2 separate regions of the Mus musculus genome follow, and region 2 is linked to region 1. Evidence: chromatin loops called from intact Hi-C (ENCODE). Cell type or tissue: gastrocnemius. All regions are shown on one strand. Links, peaks and the distances in the headings refer to the core of each region. The heading gives the core; the rest is flanking DNA.

The links. Hi-C counts contacts between places; a loop is a spot of excess contacts. Peaks named below come from ENCODE experiments on the same cell type or tissue, not always from the same donor. Only the 100,000 strongest peaks of a DNase experiment are listed, where the experiment ranks them.
Region 2: it touches region 1 in a loop (2.2-fold over the local background); 7 of 42 quality-filtered maps call a loop at or near these places.

What each region holds. Positions count from the first base shown.
Region 1 is chr4:133,413,560-133,424,719 of GRCm38, forward strand. It overlaps Slc9a1 (solute carrier family 9 (sodium/hydrogen exchanger), member 1), which reads left to right. Exons shown (of 12, transcript NM_016981.3): 3 at 1,742-1,992; 4 at 2,722-2,939; 5 at 4,341-4,543; 6 at 5,895-5,984; 7 at 6,366-6,436; 8 at 6,543-6,716; 9 at 6,946-7,060; 10 at 7,227-7,328; 11 at 7,943-8,015; 12 at 8,428-10,143. The coding sequence ends at 8,768. Among named protein-coding and RNA genes, the nearest start is that of 1700091J24Rik, 16 kb to the right of the region's middle. In gastrocnemius, for the core only: a CTCF peak has its summit at 6,254 (motif pointing left); a DNase peak (open chromatin) is centred at 6,258.
Region 2 is chr4:133,482,648-133,493,807 of GRCm38, forward strand. It overlaps Tent5b (terminal nucleotidyltransferase 5B), which reads left to right. Exons shown (of 2, transcript NM_175307.6): 2 at 3,437-5,293. The coding sequence ends at 4,456. Trnp1 (TMF1-regulated nuclear protein 1) reads right to left here. Exons shown (of 2, transcript NM_001081156.2): 2 at 8,453-9,183. Gm13257 (a long non-coding RNA gene) reads right to left here and starts at 1,976. Exons shown (of 3, transcript XR_390815.4): 1 at 1,646-1,976; 2 at 396-514; 3 at 1-302. In gastrocnemius, for the core only: no CTCF peak of the experiment used is centred there; a DNase peak (open chromatin) is centred at 7,088; H3K27ac peaks cover 1,200 bases.

The DNA.
Region 1 (11,160 bases), core at 5,081-7,580:
TCCTGGAGGAGTGTTGCTTATTAGCTTGCTCAGGACCACCTGGCCAGAGCTGGGTTCTCCCTCATCAAGAACATGCCCCATGGCATTGGCCACAGGCAGTCTGAAGGAGTAGGTCTTCTCCCTGGGTGATTCTAGCTTGTGGAAAGATGACCCCTGCAAAACAAACCAAGCAGGACGATGGCACTCTTGAAGTGGAGGCATCAGGAGGTTCTTAGCTGAAGAGCTCACGTGACTGCTGGGGTCACATGACCCCCACAGGCCTACACCACATTGCTTTTCTTTTTCAATTATCATGTCACTGACGATAGCTCCAAGCGAGAAAAGAGGACCCAGCCTCAGTACCGTTCCTGTGACTCATGGCATAGCCTGTGGTCACTCATGAGCATCCCCAAGCTGGACTGAGGTTAGCCGATGGCGGAACACACTGCTGCTGAGGTCCAGCCTGGGTCCCAGAAAGCTGTGATCCACTGGTGCCTAGCCAGTGCCTAGCAGCCACCCTTTCTGCAGCCCATAGTGGGCCTTTGTCCAAGATAGGGTTTCTCTGTGTCGCCCTCCCGGCTGTCCTGGCTGTCCTGGAATTCACTCTGTAGACCAGGCTGCCCTCACAGAGATCTGCTTGCCTCTGCCTCCTGAGTGCTGGGATTAAAGGCATGCACCACCACTGCCCGGCCTTTCCTTCTTTCTTTCTGTTTTTATTTTTGTTTGTTTGGTTTTCTGTGTGTGTGTGTGTGTGTGTGTGTGTGTGTGTGTGTGTGTGTAGCCCTGACTCTCCTGGAACTAGCTCTGTAGGCCAAGCCAGCTTCAAACTCAGAGATTTGCCTACCTCTTGCTAGGATTAAAGGTGTGTGCTACGATTGCCTGGCAAATTGGGCCTTTTCTAGAGCTTAGTTCAGGTGTGAATGCCCCAGACAGTGAGGCTGCACCTGAGCTGCCTGGCATCAGCTCTGTCCTCTCACTCTTTCCTGCCTGTTGCCCCTTCTTTCCAGGCCTGGAACATCTCCCCTCCCCCAAAGCTGGTTTCTGGCAGAGCTCTCTAGGGCTAGACTTGATTAGACTGAGAGCAGCCGTGCCAGTCAGTCCCTCAGAAACTGAAGGAATAGGTTTTGGGCCTGCCTGAGCCTCCCTCTACCAAGGGCATAGGTTCTTGACCTGCATCCCAGTAGAGATTGTGCCCACCATGTGCAGGCTGTGGCCCATTCCAGGGCCTCCAGCTCCACAGCATGTGAGCCTGGCTGCCCATTGTAACCAGGCAGCTTGTTTAAATGGAGATTTCTCGGTCCTACTTGGTGGATCCCAGGTCACATATGACCTGGCCCCAGTTACTTTCAGAGATTGACTGGTCCTGTCCTGGTTTACTGTCTAAACTTGTGCTGAAGGAGAGTACCACAGGGAGTCCCAATCATGCTGAGTGCTTTACTTAGTTCTTATGACAGCCCTGTGATGTGAGCACCCCAATTGTCCCCCACCTTGTGGAAAACTGAAGCACGGGAAAATGAGGCCATGTGTGCAAAGGATTGTAGCTTTAAGAGTGTATGTTGATTACCAGCAGGGGGTGCTGCAGGCCCCCAGTGTGCTCCTCTAGCACGTGCCGCTCCGTAAGCCCCAGGCTAGGTTCTACACACTTAGCACTTAGCTGCCTTGAGGTCTGAATCCATGGTTGTGAATTGTGGAAGGACAGTGTCAGGGAGCCATGGGGCCAGGGCCCTGCCCTCCTGCCTACCAGCCTGTGTGCTCTCCCCAGGTCCTCTATCACCTCTTTGAGGAATTTGCCAGCTATGACTCTGTGGGCATCTCGGACATCTTCCTCGGCTTCCTGAGCTTCTTCGTGGTGGCCCTCGGTGGGGTGTTTGTGGGCGTGGTCTACGGGGTAATCGCAGCTTTCACCTCCCGATTTACCTCTCACATCCGGGTCATCGAGCCGCTCTTCGTCTTCCTCTACAGCTACATGGCTTACCTGTCAGCTGAGCTCTTCCACCTGTCCGGAATCATGGCGTGAGTCGGAGTGGCAGGTGACGGGCTTGGTGGGGTAGTTACTTACCATGGAGTCTCCGGATCTCTGTGGTCACGAAGGAGCGCCCCAGCACCTGAGGCTCCAGGCTTGCATGGTAGACGCTGACGTGGCCCAGGTCATTAGAGGCCTTCCATAAGAAGCCACTTCCATTGGACTCCTGGGATTCAGGAATCTGAACATTATGGGCAGAATCTACTACTACCCTAGGAAACTGAGCTGGAAGTCTTAGGTCTCAGTCCTACTTCCTCCCATTTTCTTAAAGATGGAAGCCGACAAGGCTCCCCAGAAGGGCTCACCAGGCATCTTCCACGCCTGAATCTCAGAGGCCCCTGAGAAGAGTCAGTGAGGCACAAGGAAAGTAGAAGTGTGCAGGCCAACCTAGACCGGGGACTCTGGGAAGCGGGGAAGGAGCCAGCACAGCTCCCTAGAGGAACCCTGTGTGTTGGGAACTTTATACTGGGAAGGGGTGAACCCAAAAGACCACAGAGTGTGGCCCTGGCTGTCGGGGCAGACGCAGTGTGCACAGTGGAGGTGACTTAATTCTTCTAAAACTCCCGTGTCTCGTCTGAATTTGCTGGCCCTGTGTACTTGGTGTGAGGATCAAGGGAAAACCATGGGCGTTTGGCCCTCACAGTTGTCCAGTGAGCTAGTGCTTGCTCAGCCTGGACTGTCAGCCTGTAACCTTGCACCCCGTTCTTCTTCACCCCAAGCCTCATCGCCTCAGGAGTAGTGATGCGCCCCTATGTGGAGGCCAACATCTCCCACAAATCCCACACCACCATCAAGTACTTCCTGAAGATGTGGAGCAGCGTCAGTGAGACCCTCATCTTCATCTTCCTCGGCGTCTCCACTGTGGCCGGCTCCCACCAGTGGAACTGGACCTTCGTCATCAGCACCCTGCTCTTCTGCCTCATCGCCCGGGTGCTGGGTAAGGGCCAGGCCCAGGCCAGGGAGGGGAGAGAGAGAGAGAGAGGGAGAGAGAGAGAGAGAGAGAGAGAGAGAGAGAGAGAGAGAGAGAGAGAGAGAGAGAAACAGTATACACGTGACTGTAGGGAGAGGAGCTGGGCTATGGAGTAGCTATGTGTAATATAGTGTGGGGCTAGGTTGTGGGTTTGTAAGTGTGTTGATGTTTCTAAGAGCTGCACTGTGTCTGTGTGTAGTACTGTTTGTGTCTACGTAGTAATGTGTCTAAGAGCTGGGCTGTATTGTATGGTATCATATCATATGTAGAGAGGATAGGCTGAGTGCCCACTACGGTGTATTGAGGGGCTGGCCTGTGGGGTCTCTATAGTACAGTGTGTGGAGGAACTAAGTGCGGGTGTCTAGTACAGTGTGTCGGGGTGTCTGTAGTATAGCATATGGAGGGGCTGGTGAGATATGTAGAGTGCAGTATGTCCCTGTCCCTGTCCCTTCTGAATGGCTCTGGGTGCTCCCATTGCTTCTCTGCAACGCTGACACCATTTGAGAGCATTAGGGAGAAGCCGCATGCCTGCCTCCTGCTCACGTGGAGGCTCCGCAGACACTGTCGCAGAAAGTTATGGTGAAGGGCCTCTAGACTCTCCAAAAGCCTGGTGGCTCTCAGGTCCTCAACCCAGCCTGGAACCCTGAGCCAAGTGTTCTGTTGTCATGGCGCACGTGTCCAAAGCTACCAGGCTAGTGTCACCCATGGAATCGGGTCTGTGGGCTCTGCCCTTGTGCTAGATTCTCCTGGCCTCCATGGCCAGGCCGCTGCTGCATTCTCTATCTTACTCCCTTTTCCGCACACGTGCACTTAGGAGCCAGAGGTCCACCGTATGTTCCCCCATCCACAGTTTTTAAGGTTTGTTTGTTTGTTTGTTTAGGGTTGTTAGTTGTTTGTGACGGGATCTTACTATACAGATCAGGCTGGCCTAGAACTCTTGGTGATTCTTTTGCCTCAGCCTCCCAAGTGCTGGGATCTCAGCTGTGAACTGCCCAGATCCAGGGCAAGCACTCTCTGCATCCCTCCTCACAGCCTACACTTCGAAACAGTGGTTCACTATGAACAATTCCCAGTCTCTAGAAAAGTAGAGACAATAGGGTAATTATTTCCCACCTGTTTTAATAAGTTCAAACTCAGTACCAGGATTGTTTCCTCCAGTCCCTTGACCTGTACCCCGTGAAGGCCTCTGGGATATTCAGAACAAATGCAGGTTGAGGAACCCTTTAAAGACCTACCAAGGTTTTGGATGAGTGAGCTGGAGTTCCTGGGCTGCGGGACCCAGGAACCGAGTGAGCTGGTTGGACGGTTGGACGTAGTGGGAGGAGCTTCCTGGACCGCCTGACCTCTCCTCCGCCTGCTCCCTGGCAGGTGTCCTGGTCCTGACCTGGTTCATCAACAAGTTCCGCATTGTCAAGCTGACCCCCAAGGACCAGTTCATCATTGCCTATGGGGGCCTGCGAGGGGCCATCGCCTTCTCGCTGGGCTACCTCCTGGACAAGAAGCACTTCCCCATGTGTGACCTGTTCCTCACCGCCATCATCACCGTCATCTTTTTCACCGTCTTTGTGCAGGTGCTGGGCCTGGGGTGGGCAGACCCCTGCCTGGGGGCCCCGACTTTTGTGGTAGAAAAAAAAAAGGCTGTGGGCATGCTGTCACTAGCTTGCCGCATGACTTTGGGCAAGCCGTCCCCCTTTGAGGCCTCAGTTCTCAGCTGTGACAATGAGAAGTCAATCAGTATATGAAGTGACGAATGTTGCCCAACTTGAGTAAGAGCCACTGGAGTGACGTGGGTAGCAGCCGGCAGGCCCAAGATCTACTGCCCCATCATGGTAGGGCTGAGTGGCATCATGGTTTAGCATCTGCAGCAGTTCAGCATAGGCGGCCGGACAGTCTCCTGAGTCAGGAAGGCCTGGACTCAGCCTAACGTTCTACTAGCTGTTTCCTGGGAAGGCGTGCCTGTCTGCAGTGAGGAGTCGGGGCTAGCTGGTTACAGCCCCTACAGCCTGCTGGCCCATGACTTCTGGGCTTTAAATGACCCAGGCTTAGCAGGCTTCCGCCCTGTCTCTAGCTGTCCACGAGGGAGGCCTGTGTGTGATAGTGCATACTGCTGACCCTCGGCTGACTGGCCCAGAGCAGGTGAGAGGCTGTTGGGCCTCTGTTTCTCTCCCATCCTCTACCTCCCACCCTGGGCACAAGCACTCATGGTGTGAGGTGCGACACACCTCTGCCTTCTCATGAGAAAAGACATGGGGAGACCTCTTGGAAGGGGGTGCAGTTCCTGTCCTTTTGCAGGAGAGAGCTCCTCCATGCCCTCCTGCGCTATCCTCAGAAACCCTGCTTCCCCTCAGCTTTGCTGTGGGTGTTCCATGGGTGACAGTACCATCACGGTGACCCAGCCAGCCTGACTCGGGGTCTGCTGCTTCTGTGGGGCCATAGGGAATCACTCAGCCCCGCTGCCACTCAGTTTCCACAGCTGTAAAATGGGAGCATCTCTCAGGGATAGTGCAGATACTGAGGCACAGATACTAGTCAATCGTGGAGAGTCTGACGGAGGCAGGGCAGAGGGGCTCCGTCTACAGGGCCTGACCCCAGCAGTGAGGCTGGGAGCATCTCTCAGGGATAGTGCAGATACTGAGGCACAGATACTAGTCAATCGTGGAGAGTCTGACGGAGGCAGGGCAGAGGGGCTCCGTCTACAGGGCCTGACCCCAGCAGTGAGGCTTGGTCCACTGGCTGACCTATCAGGAAGAAGTGGCCTTTAAAGGCCTGCCTTGCTTTGCATGCTGAGGTAGGGAGACTGAGAACCTCAAAGGGGAGACCCTCCTTGCCTGGGGGTGGGGGGCCTTCGAGGAGAAGGGTGGTTCCTCCACCTCTCTGTCAGGAGAGCAGAACCAGATTGTCTGACACCCACCTGCCCTCCAGGGCATGACCATTCGGCCCCTGGTCGACCTGTTGGCCGTGAAGAAAAAGCAAGAAACAAAGCGCTCCATCAACGAGGAGATCCACACACAGGTACCGGGGGCTGGGCTGGGCCTTGGGTTGCAGAGGTTTGTGGAGCCGAGGCAGAGCTGGGCCTTAAGCCCGCCTTCCCTTATCTCAGTGCCAGGTTGTCTTGGCCCCTTGGGCCCCCTTCCAGGCTCTAGCTGAAGGGACAGTGTGGTGTGAGCGCTTGGGAGCCCAGGAGGCTCTGTCATTAGGTTCAAGTGGGTTCTGAGAAGGGGACTCACCAGAGTGTGGCCTGGGCTTCAGGAGGAGTAACGGGAAGGCGCCACCTCCTGGCTCTTCCTGGAACTGTAGGGGGCAGGCTAAGCGGAGCCATAGTTGGGGAAAAGGTGGGTGGAGTGGGGAAGGAGGCCAGCAGTAAGGCTTGACCTGGCCCTGGGCCCATTTCAGTTCCTGGACCACCTTCTGACAGGCATCGAGGACATCTGTGGTCATTATGGCCACCATCACTGGAAGGACAAGTAGGTGAAGGTCTGGTGGGCAGGAGGGTGGGAAGGACATTTAAGGGTCCTTGGGGAACGTCCTCGTGCCTAGGAACTAGCCCCCTCCGTCTCCCTCGTCCCACAGGCTCAACCGTTTTAATAAGAAGTATGTGAAGAAGTGCCTGATAGCAGGAGAGCGCTCCAAAGAGCCCCAGCTCATTGCCTTCTACCACAAGATGGAGATGAAGCAGGCCATTGAGCTGGTGGAGAGCGGAGGCATGGGCAAGATCCCATCTGCTGTCTCCACTGTCTCTATGCAGTGAGTACCACTGGCAGATCTGGGCAGCATCTCTACCCCATGCTAGCTCCCTCAGCCTAGCCTGAGATGGACTCCAGGGCTACGCTGTTGCCTAGCTGGTCAAGTTGGGCTTGAGGTCCTTGCGGCCATTCTAAGGACTTGGGACATTGGCAACCCACCCCTGGGCTTTTGACCCCAGCATGGCCTTGTGCTGTCAAAGAGAGACCTAACCTGTGTTCTGTTGTCCCAGGAACATCCACCCCAAGGCTGTGACTTCAGACCGCATCTTGCCAGCACTGTCCAAGGACAAGGAGGAAGAGATCCGCAAAATCTTGAGGAGCAATCTGCAGAAAACCCGGCAACGGGTGAGGTCCCGTCTCAGCCTGGCCCTCCTTAGCTTCTCTCCTGTGTGCACCCTCGGCACCTCCTCCGCCCTTCTCCTGCCTCCCACACCGCCAGAGCCTCTCTGGCTCTGGCCTCCCAGCCTGGATTCTGAGCCCTCTCCTGCTCTGATGGCTGTTCCCCCCTCAGCTGCGGTCCTATAACAGACACACGCTGGTGGCCGACCCCTACGAGGAAGCCTGGAACCAGATGCTGCTCCGGAGGCAGAAGGCCCGGCAGCTGGAGCAGAAGGTGCGTTGCCGGGCTCTGTCCAGCTCCTCTTCGGGCACGCACCGAGCTACTTTAGAAACAGACAGGGAGGTTTGTTAACGGGGTAAGAGTTTGGGCTTTATCCTAGAGGAGTGACTGTCGGGGAAAGAGAAAGGAGTGAGCGTGAGGGACACAGGAAGGGACACTAGTAAGACGTGGTGACTGGGTTACCAGTTTGAAGTGGGGCCACTGGGGAGGTAGAGGTCCAGCGTGGCCAAGAAGGAGCACCGTGTGCTGAAAAGCAAGGCGCTGAGCTCAGTCTCGGTGCGCTGGGTTTGCGACACCCAGGGTGCACAGGACTTAGGTATGCTGCCTGGGTTGGTTTTTGTTTTTATTGTTATTGTTCTATTTTTGTTTTAATCTGAAACCTTGGGGATCAGGTGTGGGGTGGAGGCAAAGCTAGAGAAGAATCGATGTGTCTGAGATTCTCAGAAAGCTAGCACGGCTTTCTGGGAGCCTGGGACAAGGCCCTGGAAGGCCCTGAAGCGCCGGTGTGGGTGGCCAGCACACTCTCAGTGAGAGCCTGCTGCCTGCGTGTCTGGCAGAGGACTTCTGCCAGCCCACCGTCCACTCAACCTGTCCTCTCTCTCTGTCAGATCACCAACTACCTGACAGTACCGGCCCACAAGCTGGACTCGCCCACCCTGTCTCGGGCCCGCATAGGCTCAGGTAAAGAGCTAAAGAAGGGCCCTCAGGCGGGACAGGCCTCAGAGAGGCAACGGGAAGTTAGTTTTTCCCCAGGAGCTTCATTTGTATCTAGAGGGCTGGGTGTGTTAACAGAGAGGGCAGCATAGCCTACCTGTCAAACCCGGGCACAAAGGGACTGCCTGGGTTCAGGATGGGGACTGTGATGGAGCTGTGACACAGAGCACCATGGCAGGGATGGAGAGGCAGTGGGAGTCCTTGTCCAGGGGGAAGAGCATCTGGTAACAGAGCGGTCACTCAGGAAACTGTGGATCCCAGAGACATGATTGCCTTCATTGGAAGGTCTGAGGGACACTAGCACAGGCTGAGGGCTGTTGAGGTGTGGCCATCCCATCAGGGCTCAGGGACAGAACCTGTCTATGCTCTCAATCCACAGACCCACTGGCCTATGAACCCAAGGCAGACCTGCCTGTCATCACCATTGACCCGGCCTCCCCACAGTCCCCTGAGTCTGTGGACCTGGTGAACGAGGAGTTGAAGGGCAAGGTCCTAGGGCTAAACCGGGGTCCCAGGGTGACTCCGGAGGAGGAGGAGGAAGATGAGGACGGCATCATCATGATTCGGAGCAAGGAGCCCTCATCCCCAGGCACCGACGACGTCTTCACCCCTGGATCAAGTGACAGCCCCAGCTCCCAGAGAATACAACGCTGCCTCAGTGACCCAGGCCCCCACCCTGAGCCTGGGGAGGGAGAGCCTTTCATCCCCAAAGGACAGTAGAGCCAGGCTAGTGGGTGTCCCACAGACTCTCCCACGAGAGTGGGGGCTGGGCGCTCCTCTTGTCTCCTGACCTGGATTGGCTCTGCCCCCTTCCTCCGCATGGCAGCTGGGCCCACAGCCCCCACTGCAGCACGGCTTGCCCCTGCCTCCTGGGAAGGGTCCTCTCCTACAGAACTGCCTTCCCAATCCATCCATTTGGCGGACGGCTGGGCTGCTGAGGCAGGCCCCGCCCCATCTCTAGATCCAGGCTCTCCCATAGTGGAACCAGGGCTCCTCAAGGCCCTCCTTCCCTCCAGCCCCTCCTCATCCAGACCAACTCTCCATCCTTGATCATCATTTCTAACCAAAGAGCCACTGGCTCCACTGTGGTCCCAGCAGGAAAGGAGGGAGCTGAGCCTTCCGTGGCCGTGACTGGGCCCCTGTATCAGAGGACAGCAGGCCTGTGGCTGGGAAACAGACCCGTGACCCATAGCAGAGCTGCCCACGGCAGCGCCACGGTTCTCCCGCTAGCCTCGGTGCTCTGGCCACCACCCGAGCTGTCCTTACTCAGAGCTGCGGGCTGAGGGCGTCTCTGAGCTTCTCTGCTGGGCGCTGGGGCACATTCGACAGTGACATGATTGGGGTGATGAGGACCACTGGGCCTTAGTGGGGCTTACACGGGAGGGACTGTCCGAGGCGCTGGAAAGTGTCCTCTACTTACACTTGGCTTATTTGCACCTCACTGTAAGTATGATTCTGTTTGCACAGAGGCACTCTTGTTTTCAGACCCTTTGAGTCCCCCATGCCAGTCAGAGCTCTGCCCTTTCCCCCTCGTCCTTCCTCGTGTCTAACACCGTCCCTTAAATGGAACCTCTGCTGCTGGGGGCCCTTGCCCACAGCACCGATTCTGATGTGGCCCAACCTGTCATGACTCAAGCTCACCAGCAGGGGGCCTCCTGGTACCTCCTTTGCTCTTGGGCCTGCTTTTACTTCTGTTGGCCAGTTCTACCACCACCCCTTATCTGGACCACTCTCTTTCCTGCATTCTGTAGAGTAGAAAGTACTGGACCCCCTAGAGGCCTTTGCTCACAGGCACACACTCCCTACCGCCACCATGGCTGGGGCCAAGCCCATGGGTATCTGCCCAACCCCTGGGCACTCCCTCCCCAGGATCGTGCAATAATAGTCAGAGGGTCCCTCCCAGGGGATGGGGCCATGGGTGCATGGCCCAGCTGTCTCCTCTCCATGCAAGTGCTGTTTTGGGCAGGAGTTGCCAGGCAGGGTGACATCGACAACCATGTACAAAGCCACCGCAGCTGCTGCCGCTCTGCCGCCTGTACAAAGGAAACTGAACCTTTTTCATATTCTAATAAATCAATGTGAGTTTTTGATAAGAGTCCAGGGCTGCTTCCTGGGCCTGGGGGACTTCAGGAAGGAGGGCGTCAGAGGAACTCAACTCAAAGACTGAAACAGAAACATTGTTACCACCAGCTGCTGTGTGGTCCAGTGTGCAGATGCTGGAGTTACACTGTGATATGTCTCTCCATGTGCTGGGGCCGCAGCTTGGTGCTAAAAAGCCTCGGTGGTCACACAGTCGGAAAACCCCTAGTTTGTGAATGGTGAGCATAGTAGGCAGGTGCTGTCAGGAAGACTCCTGACTATGGCATGCCCAACTGCCACCTGCAGAGGCCAGTCGGAGAAGGGATCAGATACATCCAAATATAACAGTCCTAACACGTGCAGGCCTGAGAAAGCCCACTATGGGACATCCCTCCTTTGGAATTCCTCCATTTTCCTTAATTAGGTCGATGTTTAATGAGCCAGCGTGTCTGACTCAGTAACGTAGGAGGGAAGGACAAACCTTGTAGTTTATGGTTGGGGGTCTAAGGGCAGTACAAAGTCTCTAAGCTGTGTCCTCACCTGGGAATTAGAGACTTCCCTGTTGGAAGAAGGGGTCCCTGTATAAAGAAGAGATGGGAACTGAGGTGCAATTCCAGTACCAGACCACCAGAGGGCAGTGAAGTCTCAGTACTGTCTAAGAGGCTCTGCCCAGCCTGGGACCTGGACTCAGAGCTGACTTGTCTTAGGATATCTGAATTGGGCCATGGCAAAAGAATTATAGGCGAGAACCACACTGTGCATTCCTGTATTGATGTCCCAGCAGGAAACAGCTGGAACACTCAAAGGGTATGGGCAATGTTGGATGAGGACCAGTGACCCCTACTCCTCAGCAAGAGCACAGGGCTTCTGCCCAGTCCCCCTCGGAGGCAGAAGTAGGAGGGTTCTTTGGGGCCAACCTGGGGGTTCCATGGGCGCTCTATCTCAAAGATAGCAATAATAAAAAGCTTTAGAGCTGAAAGGGTGAAGGCTGTGCCTCTGGAAGGTGTTGTCCCACCATGGCTGTGGCCACAGA
Region 2 (11,160 bases), core at 5,847-8,346, 70 kb after region 1:
GTGAGTCACTTGCTTTCTTTCTCTGGGCCCAGAGAATTGAACTGAACGATCCGATCTCTCCAGCTGCAGCCAGAGGGCTTGCTCTTGCAAGCTTTGCATAGTCTTCAGTCTTCCTAAGATCTCAGCAGAAACCCTGGGCAGAGCAGTTTGGGGAATTGGGCGCCTCAGCAAGGAAGAAAGGGGGGGTACAGTCCCTGTTCTGCAGTGGCTGGAAAGTCTGATTGGGGAGGCTGCAAACTGCCCTGCAGTCCTTGGGTGTGGCAGTATCTGGGGACCGCCTGTCAAACTGGCTGTAGTCACACCTGGGAAAGAGACAACAGCCAATGGTTGGGTGACACAGCTGGCCCCATGGCCCTGACGCAGGGGATTTAATGAGAGAGTTGCTACCTACTTACCAGGCCAGAAGCCATGCCCTGGGGTGGGCATCAGCTGAGGAACAGGAGTTGGCACTAAGGCCCAGTCAGCTCACCTGGGACTGGGGGAGGGGATGGTCTGCACTTTTCTCATTGGTTACCTGGGACAGTTGCCAAGATGTGCCATGAAAGATCCATTTGACAACTGCAGTAACTTCCCAGCCCCCACCTTCCCACCACTAACTGCTCTGGGACTCAGAGATTTGAGGTTCATTCTCACTTTGAAAAAAAAAAAAGTATGGTGTTGCCCCTGCAATTCCATCCTTAGGGGATGGAGGTAGGGGGTTGGAAGTTCAAAGTCAACCTCAACTATTCTGAGGCCAACTTGGGCCACTGAGACTCTGTCTCAAAACAATTTTTATGTAAGATAGATAGATAGATAGATAGATAGATAGATGATAGATAGATAGATAGATAGATAGATAGATAGATGATTGATAGATAGGTGATTGGTAGATGATTGCTAGATGATAGATAGATAGATAGATAGATAGATAGATAGATAGATAGATAGATGATTGATAGATGGCAGGTAGATAGAGAGATAGGTGATAGATGATTGATAGATGGCAGGTAGATAGAGAGATAGGTGATATAGATGATTGATAGATGGCAGGTAGATGATAGATAGATGGATGGATAGATAGATAGATAGGTAGATAGATAGATAGATAGATGGATGGATGGATGATTGATAGATAGATGACAGACATGGAGAAATTGGTTGACACACAGTTTTGCTATAATATCCCAGTTGGTATCCAACTCCCAGTAATCCTCCTGCCTCAGCCTCTCAAAGTGTTAGGATTTCAGACATTCTCCACCACACCCAGCTAAAGTGTTGAAAGGTCAGGAGGATTAGAACACAAATGGATCTAGTCTGCTGCTTCTGAAGCCTGGGCTTGAGTGTGGTAAGAGGGTAGGCTGTCCTGGGGGGTGGGGAGGCAACTGTAGAGAGTGGCTAAGGACCGGCTTGGAGTCAGTCTTACATGGGTTTGATCTTAAGGATGCCTCTTCACGCCTGTGAATCTAAGCTTCCCCATCTATACCGTGGGGATCGTGAAGACCATCCCTGTAGGTTCTCATTGGTTACTTCTGTTAGGTTTTGGTGCTGGGGGTGGAGTCCAGGGCCCTACACATGTTAAACATGTCCTCTGCAGCTCAGCCACACCCCAGTCCCCTCTCCCACCATGGATTCTGCTGAGGTCCTGCATCTGGTGCTTACTAAATACCTGACCGTGGTACTCCTCCCTTTCCCACACCATGTGCTGAACGTTCCTGTGGCCAGTCCTTTCCTTCCCACCCCCATTACCATGACAACTCCTTCCGGAAGTCTTCCTGGAGGGAGCCGCCCCGCCGCCTGCCGCCTCGCCTCGGATTGCCCCACCGCGGCTTGCCTCCTCAGCATTTAGATGCATTCTTTGCAGTTAATTCCCTGGGAGGCCAGAGAACAACCTGCCCCAGAGCTGGCGCTGACTTGGCAGTGAGGTGGGGTAGCAGAGTCACCAAGGGCAGGAATGCTGCCTGGTCACTTTCAGGACCGTGTGTGAAGGGCTTGGGGTTGCTGAGAAACCTAACGTCTGTATTCACCCTAGCTCCCCTCTCCTCCCACGGCTGCCACTGCCCAGGGCTCTAGCTAAGACTTACAGGTGTCCCTGTCCTGTTCCCATGCCATCAGCCCTGGGGCTCCAGGTGGGGTCCTCCGGATGCTTCTGCCTCAGCCTTTTAAGTGGCTGGGGAATCACAGCTTGGAGGCTTGCTTAGTCTTCCCATCTGGAAAGTTCATGTGGTGTTTTGCTTCCCTGGTTCCTTGGGGTGGCGCGCGTGCGCACAAGCACATTTCATAATCGAAAGACACGGGCCTGGAAAGAGGGCTCAGCAGGTAGGAGCACTGGCTGCTCTTGCAGGGGACTGGCTTCTATTCCCATCACCCACATGACATCCTGTAACCACCTGTATAACTCCTGTTCCAAGAGACCTGAAGATCTCTTGTGGCTTCTATGGGCACTTGTATCCATCCATGCAGGCAAAGCACACATGCACATAGAATTAAAAAAAAAAATCTTTTAAAACTTGAAAAGTGTAAGAATCTATAATCGTGGCACATGCCTTTAAACCCAGCACTCAGCAGGCAGAGCTCTTGAGTTTGGGGCCAACCTGGTCTACAGAGCGAGTGTTAAAGACAGCCAAGGCTACACAGAGAAACCCTGTCTCAAAACACCTAAAAGGCCTTTAATCCCAGCACTCGGGAGGCAGAGGCAGGCAGATTTCTGAGTTCGAGGCCAGCCTGGTCTACAGAGTGAGTTCCAGGACAGCCAGAGCTATACAGAGAAATCCAGTCTCTGAAAAAAAAAAAAGAAAGAAAAAAAGAACATATGTGGACTTGCAAAATCTAACCAACTTAGGTCCTGGGTCTTAGCCTGAAGACGCTATGGCCTTGAAGATGTTTCTTTAACCTCTGTACCTCGGGTCTTCTGTCTGCTGACTGGATATGACTGTCATGGACCTTAAATGTGTGTAGGCACGTAGGGCGCTAAGCAGGCCCCCTGAGCTGGTTACACTCAGTGCCTGGCATGATACCAGATGTGTGGCTTGCAGTGTCAGGAAGGTCAGGTAGCCCCGTGGGAAGACCTAGGCTCTGAGCTGAGTGCCCAGCTCTGTATTTACTGGCTGTGTGACTTTGGACAGCTCTCAAGCGTCTCTGTGCTTCTATTTCCCAACCCGGGGATGCAGGACTAAACCTTGCCTCAGCGGGTTATTATGAAGATTAAGTGAGGCTGTACTTTAATGTAAAGTGCTTAGTAAGTTCTCTGCTCGCCTTTGTTATTTTTATTGCTCCTCTGAGTCAGTCCTTTCAACTGGGCCCTTCTCCAGATTGGCAAATCGAGGCTTAGCGAGTTAAAAGGGTTCACAGAGCCACAGAAGCTGGTCAGCAGTGATGGATGGTGGGATGATTAATCATGGCGGTTGTCAGTGCAGACCCGAGGGGTCCAGGCGCCTGACCCATTTCTCCTCCCCTGCAGGTGGTCCGCAGCAGCTTGGAAGAACACGGACTGCGTGTACACAGCGTGCGCCTGCATGGCTCAGCCGCCAGCCACGTGCTGCACCCCGAGAGCGGCCTAGGCTACAAGGACCTGGACTTGGTGTTCCAGATGGACCTGCGGAGTGAGGTGTCCTTCCAGCTCACCAAGGCAGTGGTCCTGGCTTGCCTGCTGGACTTCCTGCCAGCGGGAGTGAGCCGGGCCAAGATAACGCCGCTGACACTCAAGGAAGCCTACGTGCAGAAGCTGGTCAAAGTGTGCACCGACCTGGACCGCTGGAGCCTCATCTCTCTGTCCAACAAGAGCGGTAAGAACGTGGAACTCAAGTTCGTGGACTCTGTGAGACGCCAGTTCGAATTCAGCATCGACTCCTTCCAAATCATCTTGGACTCGCTGCTCCTCTTTGGCCAGTGCTCATCCACACCTATGTCGGAGGCCTTCCACCCTACGGTGACCGGGGAGAGCCTCTATGGGGACTTCGCTGAGGCCTTGGAGCACCTGCAGCACCGTGTCATCGCCACACGCAGCCCCGAGGAGATCCGAGGTGGTGGCCTCCTCAAGTACTGCCACCTCCTGGTACGGGGCTTCCGGCCAAGGCCCAGCACTGACGTTCGCGCCCTCCAGCGATACATGTGTTCCCGTTTCTTCATCGACTTTCCGGACCTGGTGGAACAGAGGCGCATTCTGGAGCGCTACCTGGAGGCCCACTTTGGCGGAGCGGAAGCAGCCCGCCGGTATGCTTGCCTTGTGACACTGCACCAGGTGGTCAACGAGAGCACAGTGTGTCTCATGAGCCACGAGCGCCGCCAGACCCTGGACCTTATTGCCATGCTCGCCCTCCAGGCACTGGCTGAACAGGGCCCTGCTGCCATGGCTGCCCTGGCCTGGCGACGTCCTGGTTCAGATGGGGTGGTCCCAGCCACTGTTAATTACTATGTGACCCCCATGCAGCCACTGCTGCCCCGAGCTCACTCCTATCCTACCTGGCTGCCTTGCAACTGACTCTGATCCTGGCCAGAAGGGAATGAGCGCCATGGGGTGGGGTGGGGTCATCAGGTATGTGTGGAGGATGTAAGCAGACACAGGCCACCTGTGCCAGCTGGCCCGGCACTATAGGGTTGGGCCTTTGAACAGACCAGACTTTCCTGCACAAGGCTCCTATGGGCTTAAAGCCAAGTCAGGGTTCTTGACAGAAGGACCCATTGGTCATCATACTGTACTCTTGGACCTGCGTGACTGTGGGACACAGAGGCTGCCTGTCTGGAAATGACAAAGTCAGCTTGTGTGGTAGCCTCAGTAGCAACACCTTGGGTTGATTTCAATGGCTTAGAAAGGGTCAGCCCACAGGGACCCAGATGCTCCTATAGTGGCCACAATGTGATATCATGTGACAGGGCTATTCAGTTGGGGTACGGTTGGGCCATTCACAGAGCCTGGGGATCCAACCTCGCTGATCACTAGGAAGAGATAAACTAAGGCATAAAGCAACTCCTTGGGGTTTGGGTGGGATGGGAGTTCAGTCTCCTGAAACCTCCTTGCCCTAAACCGTGAGGATTTCCTGAGGGCCGAGGTATACAGTGGTGCGACCCATACACATCCCAGTGCCTCACCCATCTCCTTTCCCTGTGCCTTCCAGGAGCCCTGCTGTCTGGGCACTATTGTTGGAGGCTGCTGGGTTCCAAAGCTGCCACAGTCGAGTTGACCACTCCCTCCCCCCACTTGCTTGGTAATAGGACTCTCACTTATCGGGAAGGCGGCAGATCCCATCCCCTTGCCACACCTCTGGATTTGTTGCTATTTTGCACTCTTCCCACCAATAAAAAATGTCTGCACTGACCATAACTGTATCTTTCTCCTGGGAAAAAGCTCTCTATGGCCTAAGGCTGGCACTACCTCCCCAGGCAGAGCTTGCTTGTATTGTGGGGGGCGCCAAGGAGTGGCGTTGGAGCGTCTCTACTGTCCCCCAGCTTGGCAAATATGAACTGGGAGCATGGCTGGTCTCCATGTTGCCTCAGAAGTCTAGACTTCTTGTTAAAGGGAATAAATATTCATCTCTCCTGATTCTGCCCCTGGAGTCCTAGAGGCCCAAAACCTGGCCTCTGGTGAGCAGGTCTGCCCATTCCATCGAATCCCCAGGAATTGAGCAGGGTGACTCTGAAATGAAAGCTGAGGCTGGAGGACCTGGAGGGTCCCCCTGAGCCTTGGTAGGGTCTCTCTAGCAAGCGGACGTGAGCGTGTTCTGGCTTATTGTAAACTGGTCCTGTGGAGAGGGCAGGATCTCTCTGAAGTCAGATGGGGCCAGCTAACTGGGCCCAGGAGTGCAGCTTTTGGAGATGTTCCCTCAGGCCACTGGCCACTCGCCTCTGGACGCTGCCCACTGTTTACCCTGCCTCTTTGATCTGGGGATTGCAAAGCCTTTAACATATCCAGCCTCATTAGTCTCCTCTGAAGTGGTGGCTTTGATGGGTCCAGCCGGAGTGGACAAAATTAAACAGCAGAGGAGGCCTCAGTCATCGGAGGCATCCTCACCTGCTCCATGGGTCTGGCTAGGTGCCTCAGTTCCTTCTGCTCATGGCTCCAAATGGCTGGAAAGGCTGCCGCTGCAGGTTCTCAGACATAATTTACCCTCTCTCCTGATTCGGCCACGTGACCCTGCCTATGAGCTAGGAAGAACATAAACCCAGCAGGCTCAGTGAGTTGGGCTGAAGGTTCACCTGGCTGTGTTTGGTTCAGGAGATAAGAAACGCAGACGTTTTGTGTGTGTGTGCCCTGCCTGAGCCTATGGTTGTGGGTCCTAGGGCCCCTCCCCTTGTGACAGTTACACCCTAAAGGGTAGATAAACAATGTGGTCTGAGAAGGGCAGCGATGTATTAAAAAGGTATGTAGCAAGGGACTTAGCAAGGTGTCCCTCCTTGAAAGATGGCATTCAACTGAACAAAGATTTTAAAGGTCCTGGGAAGCGAGCCATGTCGCTGGCTGGAGAAAGTGTTCCAGACCAAAGGAACCCGTCTATGAATGTACACGTGCCCTGGCAGGCCTGTCTGAAGGAGGGCACGTGTGCCTGAGGATGTCTGGCCAGTACTGCGTGGGTGTGGGTACTCTCTGGAGCTGGCACACACACATGTATGGATGTGAGGGGGTAGGGCGGAGTGGCGGAAGGTCACACCAACAGCTGTCTGGCCTGACTTATTCCAGGCCAGATGCCGCGCTTCGGTCCGTGAGAACATGAGTTCACATTTCACCCCTGTAACAACAACTCCAGAGAATGGCGTTACGTTTCCATTTTACAGACAAAAGCGGAGGCCAAAGTGGTCAAAGAGGTTCAAACTCCAGATGCTGCGTTGTAACGCCCCGTGGGTGACGGTGACCAACTCCTGTGCGTATACGAGAAGGCTCAGGCTATTTGCTGTATGACTGGCAGAGTGTGGTAATGTGCCAAGACGTACATTTTCTGATGTATCTGTGCCAGTAGTCATGGCTTGGGGTGACTGTCTGGGGCCTGTTGTGGCAACAGCACACCTGTCAGCCTGTGGGTGTGGTGCATTGTTTCCCGGTGTGAGAAACACACTCTGTGCAGGACATGGCTCTTGTGGGCCATCCCTGGCACCACCTTCAATGCCAGGATGTGTGTGGACATCAGGAATTTGGAAAGTTGCCAAAGGACAGCTGAGAGGAAAGAGCTCAGCCGTTCACCTTCCAACTATGGTACCAGCCACAGCCCACCTACCCCTTACTACCAATCTTCAAGCCAGAGGGGGCCAAAGCCACAGGGATGTGGGCTTGAGGAAGGTCATTCCCAGGCAGGTAGGCAGTGCTGGCCTTCCCAGATACAGTGTCCACCCTTCTCAGGCTCAGGGCCCTGAGAAGGCTCTGGAGAGCATCAATGGCTCCTTTGTTCCCCAGTTTCCTGTTGTTTTTAACAATGAGAGGCCCCAGTAGAAACCTGAGAGGACAGGGTGTTTCTCTCCTTGCTCCCTCCCTCCTGGGTTGTCATAGTTCACACCCCTCAAGCAATGACAAGGATCCTTTAACACTAGCCTCCCTGGTGGGTTATTTTCGTGAACTCTCTCTCTCTCTCTCTCTGGACTCCTTGGCTTTTTACATTCTAGGCAAACACTTCATTACTGAAGTTATATTTCCAGTACTGTTCTTTGTTTTTTTCTTGTTTTTTTTTTTTTTAGACACAGGATCTCCCTATGTAGCCCAGGCTATCCTTTGTTTGTTTGTTTTTGTTTTTTTTCGAGACAGGCTTTCTCTGTATAGCCCTGGCTGTCCTGGAACTCACTCTGTAGACCAGGCTGGCCTCGAACTCAGAAATCCGCCTGCCTCTGCCTCCCGAGTGCTGGGATTAAAGGCGTGAGCCACCACGCCTGGTTAGCTCAGGCTATCCTTAAACTCCCCCATCTTTCTGCTGGGATCACAGCCATTTGCTACCAGGCCTGGTTCCCCTTTATTGGTTTCTTAGGCAAATCCCACACCTTAAGAGTCCCTTAAAGCCCGGCACTTGGGAGGCAGAGGCAGGGGGATTTCTGAGTTCAAGGCCAGCCTGGTCTACAGAGTGAGTTCCAGGAAAGCCAGGGCTACACAGAGAAACTCTGTCTTGAAAAAAAAAAAAAAAAAACTTCTCAATTTCAATGCAGTCTCCTGAGGAGACCCCAAAGGACAGTCACCTATATGACCCTAGACTATGGGCAGTTGCCATGCACTGCCCCAGTATCCCAGCCTCTGTGGGCATCAGCCTCCCTCCCGTGTGCATTTCTATCTCTGACCTTCTCCATCGCACCCTTGGTGACAGAGAAACTTCCTAAGTAAGGGTCAGCTCTGCACCAAGCAAGGGAAAAGTCAGTCAGTCAGTCAGTCAGTCAGTCAGTCAGTCAGTCAGTCGCCAGGCCCAGACTCCCAAACCAAACAGAAGCCCCGTCAGGAGCTGTCCATGACCCACTCAGAGGAAAGACAGGGAGGACACCGGCCATGTGAACCTTAAAACCACACGTCTCAGCCTCTCGTTATTTCGATTTATTCTTCTTGCGTGTATATAGTTGGGAACTGAGTCGCTATACAGCCACTTTAGAGAAGCCTATATGTTCTGGGCGGTGTGGGAGTAAATGTGCCTCCTTCCCTCTATCAGGATACATCAAGAAGTGGCTTGCCTTTCTGCATGTAACTTGGCTTTGGAGGTTACTGCCACCTCTTCCTGAGAAAAGTGTCCCCCTAGGAGGCAGCAGCTGATTGTCTGCAAGGGGCTACAGGCATGTCCTCACTCACAGGGGGGAGGACAAGGATAGTGGGGAAAGGAAAATGGGGCTTTCCTACAGCAGTGATCTGCCTCCAAGAGGCCTCCTGGATCTGCTGGACATAGAAGGGACGATGGGGACTCCAGCTACACTGTGACTTGTGATGACAGGGACTCCGTGACGTGTCAGAATGAGGAGTCTATCTTTAAGAAGAAATTCTTCTCTCAGTCACACTGGCAATGTTTGCTGCGGTCTCGGCTAATCTGAGAGCATCTCGGGCCTCTGTATCAGCAAAGGCAAATACAGTGTATGGGAAGCAATGCAGAGTGGAGCAAGTTCCCAGGACCCAGACCCTTGCCACTGTAAGGGCTCCTGGGAGGAGGGCGCCGAGACTGGGTACCGTCAGTCCTGGAAGTCTTCCTGAAGGCGGGGTATCCAGAGAAGGTGCGGAATGCAGAAGTCAGTCCAGACCCATAGAGTGGAGCCTCTGAGGAGCTGGAAGAATAATGTCAAGAGCCTTAATTATCTTTTCCAGAAGCTGCCCCGCCCCACCCAGAACTTCTACATCTGTCTCCTCGAGAAGGCCTATCACGGGGAGACAGGGCAAGAGGGCTTGGTGTGGAAAGGGCTCGGAGAAGCAGAGGTTCCCTTGGGTCTTTGTCCTTGGCTGGAATCCCCATCAGTCTGAGCAGCAGGAATGGAATGTTCCTGTAATGAAGAGCCCGCCCCTCCCCCACCCCTCCCCTTATGGCGCTCCCCGGGGCTGAGGCAGGGACTCCTGATATGGTGATGCATGTGAGCAGTGGTTTTCAACCTTCCTAACGCTGCACCCCTTTTATACGGTGACCGCCCCCCCAACCATAAACATATTTTGTCGCTACCTCAAAACTAACTTTGCTACTTTTATGCATCATAATGTAAATATCTGATATGCAGCCCTCCCCCCCAACAAAAAAGGGTTGGACCCACAGGTTGAGAACTGCTGCTCTAGTGACACCAAGGTTTTGCACTGGCCCTCTGATGCTGCTGTCTTTGTCGGTCTCTCCTGTCCTAGGTAGAGTGGTACCATCATTCACAGAGTCTCGGTATGTGTGTGGCACTCAGTAGAACCACTTCTTTCTTTCTTTCATTCATTCATTCATTCATTCATTCATTTATGGTTTGTTTGGGTTTTAGGGTTTCTCTGTGTAGCCTTGGCTGTCCTAGAACTAGCTCTTAGACCAGGCTGGCCTCAAACTCAAGACATCCACCTGCCTTTGCCTCCCAAATGCTGGGATTCAAGGTATGTGCCACCTTTGCCTGACTCCGTAGGACATTTTTTTTGTTTGTTTGTTTTTGTTTTTTGAGACAGGGTTTCTCTGTGTAGCCCTGGCTGTCCTGGAAGTCACTCTGTAGACCAGGCTGGCCTCGAACTCAGAAATCTGCCTGCCTCTGCCTCCCAAGTGCTAGGATTAAAGGCGTGCACCACCACTCCCCAGCTCAGTAAGACTTCTTATACTGAAACATTCGATCCTCTAGTGTCCTGACCTCCCTCAAAATTCAAGGGCTGCGGAGATGGCTCAGAAGTTAAGAGCATGGGCTGCTCTTGTATAGAACTAAAATTCAGTTCCTAGAACCAATGTCAAACAGCCACAAAAGCCTGTAACTCCACCTCTGGGGGCTCCAACACATCTGTCCTCCTGTCCTCCAGAGTACCTACATACGTACACATTATTTAAAATAAAAATAAATAAATTTCTTTCTTTCTTTCTCTTTCTTTCTTTTTCTTTCTTCTTCTTCATCGTCTTCTTCTTCATACATACATACACATTATTTAAAATAAAAATAAATAAATTTCTTTCTTTCTCTTTCTTTCTTTCTTTTTTCTTTCTTCTTCATCGTCTTCTTCTTCTTCTTCTTCTTCTTCTTCTTCCTCTCTCTCTCTCTCTCTCTCTCTCTCTCTCTCTCTCTCTCTCTCTCTTTCTTCAAGGCCAGGTGGTGGTGATGCACACCTTTAATGCCAGCGCCTCTCCTGCCATCCAAAGCTCTCTGCTCTCTTGGCAGCAAACATTCCTGTCCAGGTCTTCAGGGAGGGGAGACAGCCAGAGGCAAGCCTCAGCCCCACATGCAGCCCTAAACACCTTTGGCCCACCCTAGCCATAAGCCAGGTATGCTGAATCAGCTTGACTCAACACCAGAACCCAGACAAACTGGCAAGGGTGTGTCCAGTTCTGGGGAAGGGGGGCCGACACAAGACACACTTTGCCACCCACCCACCCCCAGCATTTCATACTTCCCTTCCCAGGACCTGATTCCTTTAAAGCAATCCCCCCAAATAGTACTGTCATTAGCCCACTGAACTACAGTTATAGAATTACAGGTTCTACACCTTTAAGGAAGCCATGTACCCACCTCAGCAGACTTGAAGGGGATTAGAAAGAATGTGAATGGAAAATGGATGTAGACTACCTAGCATGGTGCCTGCTGTAAGGG